Regions from separate parts of the Homo sapiens genome. Here regions 2 and 3 are each linked to region 1. Evidence: chromatin loops called from intact Hi-C (ENCODE). Cell type or tissue: PC-3. All regions are shown on one strand.

Region 1 (4,000 bases):
GTTTAGGTTTGCATGTTTGAGTGAGCTGTCACACTTCTCCATCATTAAATTCATGCCCTTTCTCTTTAGAACCTCATACAGATATTAAGGGCTTCATATATAAAAGTTAATATTTATTAAGAATTTATCATGCATGCATTTTCAGATTTAATCTTCACACAACCTTATGAATTGAGAGTATTTTTGTCATCAATGTAGAGATTTTGAAAACCAAAAAATAAAAAATAAGAAAAAACTTGTGTGACTTTAGTGGGGTTCAGTAATAATTCTATGATCACATAACTATGAAGTAGAAGAGCTTGAAATTGAGCTTGTTTCTCCCATTCTTGCATCCTGCAATGCTGTGTTTCACTATTTAAAATGAGTTACAAGTTGAGCAGATAGCAGTACAGAAGATTGGAAGGGCTGTGAAGCTTATCAACAGGAGGAAAAATGGACATTTTAAACGAGATACAGAGGAAGAGGGAAAAGCTGAAATGTGAAAGAAGAGGTCAGTATTACCACAAAGCACCACAGCAGATATCTATATTGATAAGCCCAAGTAATTGCCCAACAGTTTAGACCAAAATATAGCTAGAGCTTACTGTTTTAAATTTTAGAGTACTATATAATATATATATAAATATTTCTGAAACATGGGTACTTTTAGGGGGCGAACTGTATAGAAGGGATTAGCTGCTGTTTCTTTCCCTTCCTCCCTTCTTTTCTTCATCTCTCCATCACTGTTTTCTCTCTCTCTTCCTTGCTATTTTACTTTGTTTAATTTATAACATTTAATTAGGAAAAACAAGATGCTCAGCACCTTTATTTAATATTGTTAACTTTGTATACATACATGGGGATTATGAATGCTAACTATATTACAATAAGAAATATGCGAAAATCAACCTTCTGATACATGATGCCATTTGCTATGATGTCGTAATTTTCAAATGGTTCAAAAGTACAATTAAATTATATTTTCATGTAGGCAAAACACATGCATGACTTCTAAATTATGCATTCAATTCTTGACAGACTTTGAAGATTCGTAGACACACTTTTATTTGGTTTTAAGCCATGGAAAATACTTTAAAAACAGGAATAGAAGTTGAAACTTTCAGTTATTCTTGCTCTAAATTTACTTTTTTAAAGTTTGATTGCTAAATTGCAGAATAATGACACAGTCTTAAGTCTTTATATTATAACCCATGTTTGAAGTTGTATCTCAACAAAAAATACCCTTTGTAGATATAGTAATATTTGGTTTAAATCATTTAAAAATAATTTACTTCCATCATTGGAAAACAGAAAGTAGTCTGATTTGAAAACAGCAGCAGATTTAGCTTTCAAAACATTAAACTATTACTTTCCAATTTTGTATTCTAGTGCTGACCATGTTGTCCATGACAAATGGAGCAGCTCTGGAGTCTTAGAATCATAAAAGATGGAGACATTGTTTTTTGTTTTTTTTTTTTTTGCAATTACTTCTGAGAATTAGGTAAGAAGTGCCTTATTAAATTATTCAGTGAACAAGCATGTTATTTTAAAGTACCAAGATAGTGTTTGCTTTTCATTTTTGTTCATAAAATGTCTTCAAAAGTTGTCTTAATAAAAAAAGAGGCAAGTTTGCCTTCCTATACAGATCATATGTAAAAACATCATTTGTGACACTGAATTAAAGATTTGTTTTCATGTAAAATATTCATAGAATGTCACTTAAAGAGATTTCTTCAGTTCATTCATACCAGGGAAAATTATGATGTATCAAAAGCTTCAATAGGAAAGGTGTCTTTCTCTTCTTTCCTATCTTTTTGGCCCCACTGCCTCATTACATTAGGCCATATCAGTGCTCATACATACAGCTCATACACACACACACACACACACACACACACACACACTCACACAACATGAATATTTTATCTGTTAAATATTGATTTCCTTTTTTGTGCCCATTGCATTAGGCACCCTATATCTTTAAGGCTAACTAATTAAATGCATCTACAGATTTTATTTTTGGGAAACAAAAAATAGAGTTCCACCAACTTCTACCGCAAGAAAAGTAGAGCAAATGTTGGTTTCTAATAATTAGAATAAATAAAACAATATTCTTTTGACTGCATTTATCATTTGGATTGAACAAATGTTCTTAAGGGAAACAAAAAGGAAACTAGAATAAATGAAACTTTTAGTTCAGCAAATATCACAGGTATGCAAATGCTTCATGTAAAATAAGTTATCAAAATGTAATATTTCTCAGCATTAACTTTAGCTGCCAAAACTAGAGGATTTCTTATTGATCTTCCCATTGTCCATTCATTAACTATTGATTGTAAATCACCAATATATATAAATATTTTCTCACTAAACCTCTAACTCAATATTTTAAATGTAATTATTTTCTGGATTCAGTTGTGTTTGAAATTCAGAGTGTCAAGTCTGCTTTTCTTTAAATAATGCTACTCCTCCGTAATTTGCAAGAAGCAATTTACTTGAAAGTACAAACAAATACCAATTCTCATTTCCTATCTCTCATTTTCCTCCAGGCTCTTTCCAAAGGCTTGTCTGTCTAAGCATGCTTTATGGACTTAAGCAGTGCTGAAGTTATACACTGGCCCAATAAGGGACAACAATATGTAGATGTCAAGTCACATATCTAAAAGCCATTTGCTTATACTAGTTTCTATTTATATTAAAATATAAATCTTATCTGATGAATACACAAAAATGTTTCATTTGTAGGAAACTACAAAATCATTTGGATGTCTGGCCCTTTAAAATTGTCATTATAAGGATAAAAAAGTATATAAGAATAATGAAAAAACTAGCTAATATTGACTAATATCTTAGTATATTACAGAAAGTACTAGGTAGTGATGCATATTACTGCATTTATAAAAAAAAGCAATAGAGTTTTTGGATTTTTTGTGTAATTTAATTATGCACAAATGGATAATTAATCAAGATATATATTCATCTGTAATTTCACTGCACACAAAATTGGCTTCTACAGGAAAGGGGGTTGATATGTACTGTGGATTTAGACAACAGCCCAACCTCCATGTTTCAGAGGGATTTCCTTGATTTCTAGTTGTCTTGTAGTACACAGTAACTTTTTGTTATTATTGCTTCTGGTAGAAATGACCCTAAGTAGAAAGTCAAATGCTTTCATTGAATTTTATAAAATTAATTTCCATACTAGAGTGCTATTCTGCAGTTTGGGATTTTGTGAGGGTCTCGGTATCTGTTTTACTATGTGTCAGGTTGTCACTGAGAGAAATGTGAGTACATTGTGACGAATTAATGTTTGTCTAAAAGTTTAAATATTTAAAGCACTCTCCCAAAAAATAAACTGTTATAAATACGTAGCTAAAATGAACCTAAAGCCTTTCCTCTAAGTCTTCAGCTTGAGGAAACTAGCACAACTATAACTGGGGAACTTGGTCGATGCTTTTTCTGCAGCAAGATGTGGATTTCACAGCACATATCAGAAAGCCATTTGCAGTTCATAGTTCCTACCCTGCAATGTTGGGATTTTCTCATCAATCTCTTCCTAGAGATTAAATTACATACATTCTTAGTATTTATGATCAAACCAATGAGATCTCCTCCTTCATGACTGCAGATTATTTTTCTCCTCATTTCAAGAGATAATCTAATAATTTAATATCATAATTATGCTTCCCCTTTGCCCTCCCTAGCTCGGATGTAGAGATTCCCTCCCAAATTCATTTTTAAACGCTGATTTAGTAACTACTGCACAGCCAAAATAAAATGAACTTCTCTTTACTCATTCAGCTGCATGTTCCCAGACAAAATGTTCATTTAGAATCATGACTAACTGTTGATTCATAAAGAAGTCTGTTGGTTTTCTGCCTTTTTCAACCCAGCTGAATTACATTTTACCTCATTTCTGAATTTTAGCTCCAGAATATATTTGATGGACAGTTGAAGCAAATTGGGCCGTAATCATGCTGCATAACTATGTTTAATACATGCTTCCTTTTTCTTACCAATG
Region 2 (4,000 bases), 68 kb after region 1:
AGGTATGCACCAGGATTTAAGGCAGCAAGAAATAAGCTAACTATATGGTTTTGTGGAAATACAATCAGGTTTATGATCAGGACTTCCCTTCTCTATAAAGTTTCTAACCCCCAAAGCTTGAAGGAAAAGATAAACACCAGCTTTTGATTATATAAAAAAGATGGCCTGGACAATGAGAACCCCTTTTTCTGAATTGTTTCCATCAACACGTTGACTGTGAAGTCAGGAAGTACCTTGCCAGTAAGGGACAATCTTTTAAAGTTTATTTAATATTGAACACCACCCTTGGCTACCCAAACCCCATGGGCTTAATATCAAAGGCATTAAAATAATCTACTTGCCCCCAAATATAAGCTCTTTATTCAGTCTCTAGATCAGTGGGTCATAAGCATCTTTAAAGCTCATTACACATGATACTTAGTGGAAAGAACTGTCAATGCTATAGAAGAGAACTCTGATAGAGACATCATGAATGTCTGGAAGGATTATACCATTGAAGCATTGAAGATACTGTCATTGTTATTTTGAAAATCCATGAAAGCCTTCAGGCCCATAACAATAAATTCAACATGGAACAATAATTTATGCCTGTACAGGCTGATATATAAATGTCCTTCTGATAGATGATCTTTGAGCACAGACCTATAGACCTAACTCAAAATGCATATACGATCTGCTTCTTTTTTACCTCTTTGCATTCATCATCTTCAGACCCTCTTGCTATTCTTTAACAAATCACATATGTTCCCATCTCAGGGTATTGCCTGAAACACTTTTCAAATAGTTATTCCCATGGCTCATGCCCTCCCTTCCATTTATTCCTTTGGGTCTATATATCTACCTTTACATATCATCCTATATAAACATTTATTCAGCACCCCCTCCTCACCACCTGATCCATCTCAGGATGGCTGTTTTTCCATAACTTATTTTTTCATAACGTTTCATCATCCAACATATGATATATTAACTCATTGATTTGCTTATTGTCTCCCTTCTTCCACTAGAGTGTAAGTGTTGTAAAATCAGGGGATTGTTCTATTCATTGTCTCTTCCCCTAGCACTCCGAGCAATACCTGGCACACAGTAGGTTCTCCAAAATATATTTAAATGAATTTAAAAAGTGATTGGAAAGTAGACATTATTAGAGTCTCTTGCACTTTCAATTATCATCCAAATAAACTATCATTACTGGCATAAATGATAGTTCCATGTGGAATTAACCTGGTCATATGCATATTCATAAGAATTATATAGTCTTAGAGGAGGGAGAGAGAGAGAGAGAGAGAATTAAAAATTAAGTTAAAGTTCCACTTAGCTCAATAATTAAGGGAATAATACTACATTGATTAAATGGTGACTCCAGCCAAATTTAACTCTTACAAAATGGCATGACTCTTGTATAATTTTAAACTTCCCAAGAAATTTAAAAGTTTTCTTGGGGAAAAACTTCATTATTAAATGATTTGATACTCTTAGTATTATAACTAATTCAGAATTACAAGGATGTGGTTCCTTAAATAGAAAAAAATCTTAATAACTTGAACAAAACAAGATTCTTAAATGTATATATTAATACAAGAATGATATTGTGAATACACACCAACTGAGCCATAATTATTAATGCCATTAATTTTAAAAATACCTCATCTAAGCTGCATAATAAACTCCTGATCATTGAGGACTCCTCCTCTATAAAAGTTGACCCAATAACAACTCAGTATTTATAGAGGCAAATATGTTTTCATATATTCAAAAAGAGATTTTCACTTGGGTTTTTCTTACTACATTATATCTATGTTTCCATATAGCCTACCTTTCATTAAAATTGATGTGACAGATTGCTGTAATTTTCACATTGCTAAATACTTCTGTCAAGCCCCTTAAGGGATTTTCAGAATTTAGTTCTTAGATTGGGATGATTTCAAGGCTCTCCTTTTTGGTAGGGATGAGGTGAGCAACAGCTTGAAACTATGATTCATCTCTGTTTTAGTTTCTGTCAAATACTTGCAGGAAAAAGAAAATGACTAATCACCTACTAAAAATGGCAACAGATGCCATAAGCAAAATTTCATTCAACCTGTTAACTTTGGTTCCAATGTAAAAAATCATTTAATTAAAAGTCTTAGTTTGAAAATGATAGCATTTAAAAATATATACATATATAATAACATCTGCTTCTATAACATGAGGTATTAAATTTTAAGCACAATATTTTAACAAAATTGTTTACAATGACATTCTGCACTTCAGTTTTCACAAACCAACACACGTACATATCGGATATATTTTTCAGTTACTTGAAGATATACATGTAATTTCTATGCTCCAAGAAAGGGCTGCTAGCACTTTGCACACAAATTATCTATTTTCGTCTGTTAAAAGTCCTAATGGTATTATGTTTAGTCACATTAAGTTTCATGAAATAGCAACTAATGTTTTCACATATTTTTTCTATCTTTTGTATTCTAAATAAACTTTTGCTTAACGTCCAGTGCTTTTCTATCTGCTAAAAACAGAGCCAAAAAAACACCTGTTCTAGTTTGAAATTCAAAGTAGCATATTAATAAAATAGCAAAAGAACCAAAACTCCTCTAAACAAAGCAGTGAATAGTGGAGGTTTTTTGTTTTGTTTTTGTTTTTTGTTTTTTAATTAAGTACTTTTGGAGACTTTGCCTCTAATATTTGAAACAGGTAGAGGGGTATGGAATGGGGTAAGGATAGGGAGGGCTATGTTGTGAAAGAGAAGAGAGAAAAAGGTGAAGTTATTTCTTATCTCACCTCTATTTCATAAAAAGGGGGCCGTAACAGTATGTAATGAGTAAATGTCTGTGTAGGATATTCACAGAGACCATTTTTTGGCCTGAAAGTAGGCTAATTTTGGAATGGCTGCTTTTTTCTTCTTCCTGACCATTACACATGCATAAGGGCCCGTGTAGAGGAATAGTTGTGTTCTCCTTGAGATAAACCCTCTAAAATTAATACTTTCATATCTATCATTATATCTTCTACCTAAAGTAGTTCTGTGAGCACATGGGTCCCCATTTTACAATAAGAAAACCAAGGCTCAGAGAGTGTAAATAATTTGAAAAAAAAACACACAACTAGTAAGTGGTAGATCTGGAATCTATGTAGGGCTTCTAACATTTGATTTTGTTGCTGTTCTACCACATTTGCTTAAATAAGTATCCCTGACATTTTGTAGATTAAAAATATAAAGATTACAAAAGTCAGGCGACTTTCAAAACATCAACAATCTGAGTAGTATTCTTTTATCATTTCAAATCCAGTGATAAGTGTGTGAATTTGAAAAAGTCTCTTGGTCTATTTTAGCCTCATTTTGTATCTGAAAAAAAAAAGCATAAATCAGTTAATCTCCAAGGTCTATTTCAACTCTAAAATGTGCAGGGTTTTTTTTATCATATTGTGGCTACACGTAAAATTTTAAACTGATCAAAATCATTAGAGTTCAAAATTGCCTTGGATAACATTAAAAATTATCAATACATTCATAAAAGCATTATTTCAATAAACAAAACAACTACTGATTTGATGAGTATACATTGGATAGGAGCCAACGGAAATGGTTTCTAGATATATTTGGCTAACATCGTTGTTAGTCATCATTCAGAAATAATTTGAAAGTAGTGACTGTTGTCATAATTAAAATCCATGCCATAGATTTTTCCCACTGAGAAAATTAATTAACAATTTTCTACCTTTGGTAGCCAATCCATTTGAAACTCAGGAGGCAAATTAATGAATGCTCTCTACATTGTGAACCAAATTTTAGCTGCTAATCTAGAAAATGACAACACAAATACATTAAACAGACTTGTAGTAATTTATTAGAATGTGAAAAGGTAAAAACTGACCTTCTATGAAACTAATACGACAAACGGATTTATGAGTGAAATGGTAGAGCATATACTATTCATAGCATAAGAATTTTATTTTAAAAATCACTGCACTGAATCTTATAAAAATCTAAGACAGCAAG
Region 3 (4,000 bases), 84 kb after region 1:
TTTAGAGAAGTGCCAGCAACATAACAAATAGTACACTTTAGGAATAATAATAATATTGATAATTATTATATTATACATTATATTTAAAATAACTAATGATATTTATGATTATGATAATAATTAATGGTGGTTGGAAGAAATGTTGTAAGTCCTCTTTCTCATTTCATGAATTGCATACATTTAAAATTTCGATCTCCTTCCCATTTGCAATCCGTCATTTACTAATAGAGAGATACAGTGTGTGGGAACTGAACTGTGAACTTTTCCAGAAGGATCACTTCATTCTTGATTTCATTATCTTGATTTCAGTCTTGCCTTCACTAGCAATGATTAAGCTTTGAAAATTATCTTACAAATTGTGTGCCCACTTTTACTGGAATTCTGTAATAGTAACAGATAATACGTAGAACAATATAAAGGTGGTGTTGGGTTTACAGTTATAACATGAATAGTATTATCTCCCTCCAACTATGTTATATTGCATTAAAATAATCAATGTGTAATTGTATTAGACATTTTTATATGTTAAGAGAAAGGACAATTGATATAATTTTTGTTCTGACTTTTTTATTTAAATAAATTTAAATTTTCATTGGCCAAATACGTACTCAGAACATAATCATAATTCAACCGAATTCAGTTATCTAAATCAATATACTCTAATACGTTCAGTGCATGTTAAAGTACAGGCTAAATATTTTCATTTTTTGGTTACAACTACCTTTTATTAGTTCCCCATCAGCACCTATAAACAAACACCTTATGGCCTGCTAAATGAGCCTCAAAAAGCTGTTCTGAACCATCAACACAATTACAGAAATTGAAATGTGTTTAAAATCTGAGTTAGTGCTGTCAGTGAATGTGCTTAAAGGCAAACAAAAATCTATGCATACCGATACTATGTGACACAATGATTGTCAGAAATAGTTTTTCAAATCTCAGCTTAATCTGAAATGTGTTGCTTGAGATTCTGAACCAGTATAAATCAAGCTAAATTAGCTGATAAAGTAATTGAAATGCAACAAAATAAAACATGATAAATATAAAAATAGAAAATGTAATTTATGTAGTTTAAAAAGCCAGCAATCCTCTCAAAATCCTTATAATAGTGACAGTAGCTAAGATCAAGTCTCTCTAGAAGTAACCCATGTCTATGGAACCTACAAATAACTATAAAGTTTTATAAGTCCAACTTTTAAACTAAAAGTTTCCAGGAACCTGGGGACACTAGAAAAATATTCATATTATGAAGAAATAAAATAAGCAAGTATCTTGAATTTCTAAGAAACACCAGTAAAATTCCATAGGCTACTTGTTCCTTCTTGACAACCTCATTGATGTGAAATGAGATTTCTTAAGTAAATTATAGTCCATAGTGGTCTTAATAAAGAGCACTCTGATAGCCATTATTTTTTCTCCCTCTCTATCCTGTCTCTAACAAAGGTCAGTTTTATCATAACTCACTAGGAATCATTTATTTACTTAGATATTCATTCACCTAATATTTATTTAGTGACTCTTATCTTCCTGGCACTGAGTTAGCTGTTGGAATTACAAAGACAAATAAGAGGTCACACTCTATAGCAGTAACTCATGTGCAAATTAACAAATTAAACTACAACTGGGAAGATTTATCAATGGAAGTATATTTTGTGTTAGGAGCAGTTAGGAAAGTAAAATAACTTCTCGTGGATCATAGAAAGCTCTCAAGAAAAATGTAATATTAAAAATAATTCCTAGAGAGTGAGCTTGGTTAGAAAACCATGGAGGGTAGACATTTCTAGGCAGAAGAATAGTTTGGTAAACGCTGGTGAAGAGTGTCTGTAAGAATTCACAATTCTTTTCAATCACTTAATCAAGTGACATTTAAAATCAGCCTTTCAATCACAATAGCCAATCTGCTATTGAATCTATAGTCTTGATATTTTTGTAGAGCTAGCCTAATACAATGTTATTTGAAGACAAAAAAAAAATTCTAAAACATTTCTATCTCTTCCAAATTCCTTCTTCTATAGCTTAAAGATTTCAAGCACTGGTCCTCAAAGCATAACCCCTGGACCAGCAGCATCATTAGTTGAAACTTTATAGAAATGCAGATTCTCGGGCTTCTCCCTAGTCCTACTGAATCAGGTACTGCGGGGATGCAGACTAGCAATGTGTGTTTCTACCAGCCCTCTAGATCATTCAGATGTATATTAAAGTTTAAGGATCACTGATTTAAAGCACTGTTTTTCCAGCATTAACATTTCTTGTGAGTGTCCTGGCTGTCTTCAGAGGAAAGGAAAACTGGACTCTATCTGTAATAAACTCACGTGATCATCCCAAGGAATTCTACCCTTGACCACTAAATCAACTTGGAAGCAGTCTCAATTTTGCTACACATAAATACACAATTGACCAGACTAGTTTACTCAAGATTATTTTATCTGACATTGATTAAAGATAATGAGGATAAAAATGTATACTTGGGATAAATGAAAGAAATGATGATTCAAAATTATATGTACCCTTTTTTTATTAAATGCACATATATATGAGATGGCTTTTCTTCTATTATAATAATAATTATATAACTAACACCAACAAAGCACTTACCTTGTATTAAATAATGTTCCAAAGTACTTTACCTAGATTAACTCCCCTAATCTTCCTAATAACCCATTATGACATAGAACTGTATTATCTTAAACAACTGAGGAGCAGAATGGTTAAATGACTTGTCTATGGAAGAAATGCTATGAACCTGAGTAGTGAGAACACTGATTGAATGTAGGCAGTCTGGCTCCTGAATCCATGCTCCAAAACAGCTCTTATACTGTAGCTAGCACAGGATATATTTCAATATAGTTTTCAATGTATTCACAGCCTATTAATAGACAATACCCATGACACTAGAAAATAATTCTGCTGCTTTTAGATTATTTTGTAGGTGCTTACAGCATGCACACACACACACATACACACACACTGTACCCTACCTCACTGGGCAAATCACCTCACTTATTCGTGCTTCAGCTTCCTCTGGTAGTCAATGAGGACAGAGTAGTTGCAAGGATTAAATACGTGCATACATGAAAATATTTAGAGGAGTGGTTGGGATATACTAGGACCTATTATGGTTTTTGTTGTTACCTGAAATAAAAAGTCAGAGTATGTTATACGATAGATGCTCCTTTTATATTTTGCATTTTTATGGTTTGTAACAATAATTAGTATATTTATTTCCATTGCTTCCTTACAAATTTTAATAAGCTGCTTCAAATAGCTCACTACTGTTACGTTTGCCAACCCATTCTTCAAATTCATTCCAATAATTTTATACTAGTGGTAAGATGAGTGATCGGAGTAGGGTCTGAAAGCCCTGTTTATTCTAAGCTTCTTTTCTATCCATAGATGTGAATTAAAATCTTCTTTATAAGTGATTCTGAATGACTTTAATAGTAGGATAGAGAATAGGTGTGAAAAGCCCGACAGCAATAGAGATGTTCTCATGGAGAAATAGAGGTCAGATAGCAGCTTTATAAATTACAAGCACAGATATCACAGATAAACGAAGTGTATGATGATGGGGTAGGGGACAGGTATAATGGAGATAGCAGGGAAGTAGTAAGGTATTAGGGAAAATTAGACACAAGAAGCTGGAGCATATGGGGAGAAAGATTTGGATAAGATGCTTGTGCTAGGGCATGAGGAAGGAAATGGTTCTTTCTTACTAGAAAATGTCCAAAAGAAGTGGGAACTCCAGAGACAAACTTAATCTACTTTATAATTAAACTTTGCCTTGCCTTCTTTCACACAGTCTACGGTTTATTCTTCTATATACGAATGATTGTTGTATTAGTTTCTTAATGTTGCTGTATCAATTTACCACAGATTTAGTGGTTTAAAACAACACAAATTTACTATCATACAGTCTGGAGGTCAGAAATGCGACACTGATTTTGTGGCGCTAAAATCAAGGTTTCAGCAGTACTATGTTTCTTCAGGAAGCTCTGCAGGA

The links. Peaks named below come from ENCODE experiments on the same cell type or tissue, not always from the same donor. Only the 100,000 strongest peaks of a DNase experiment are listed, where the experiment ranks them.
Region 2: a loop joins it to region 1, with 2.0 times the contacts of the local background. A loop is called at or near these places in 1 of 110 quality-filtered maps.
Region 3: it touches region 1 in a loop (3-fold over the local background); 1 of 110 quality-filtered maps calls a loop at or near these places.

Annotation. Positions count from the first base shown.
Region 1 is chr3:175,260,459-175,264,458 of GRCh38, reverse strand. The region is part of intron 4 of NAALADL2 (N-acetylated alpha-linked acidic dipeptidase like 2); the gene reads right to left. All of the region lies in intron 1 of NAALADL2-AS2 (NAALADL2 antisense RNA 2), which reads left to right. Among named protein-coding and RNA genes, the nearest start is that of NAALADL2-AS2, 8.6 kb to the left of the region's middle. In PC-3, no CTCF peak of the experiment used is centred here; no DNase peak of the experiment used is centred here; H3K4me3 peaks cover 149 bases; H3K27ac peaks cover 998 bases.
Region 2 is chr3:175,192,315-175,196,314 of GRCh38, reverse strand. All of the region lies in intron 2 of NAALADL2 (N-acetylated alpha-linked acidic dipeptidase like 2), which reads right to left. Among named protein-coding and RNA genes, the nearest start is that of NAALADL2-AS2, 77 kb to the left of the region's middle. In PC-3, no CTCF peak of the experiment used is centred here; DNase peaks (open chromatin) are centred at 1,974 and 3,574; H3K27ac peaks cover 3,005 bases.
Region 3 is chr3:175,176,805-175,180,804 of GRCh38, reverse strand. The region is part of intron 2 of NAALADL2 (N-acetylated alpha-linked acidic dipeptidase like 2); the gene reads right to left. Among named protein-coding and RNA genes, the nearest start is that of NAALADL2-AS3, 64 kb to the right of the region's middle. In PC-3, no CTCF peak of the experiment used is centred here; a DNase peak (open chromatin) is centred at 1,524; H3K27ac peaks cover 1,648 bases.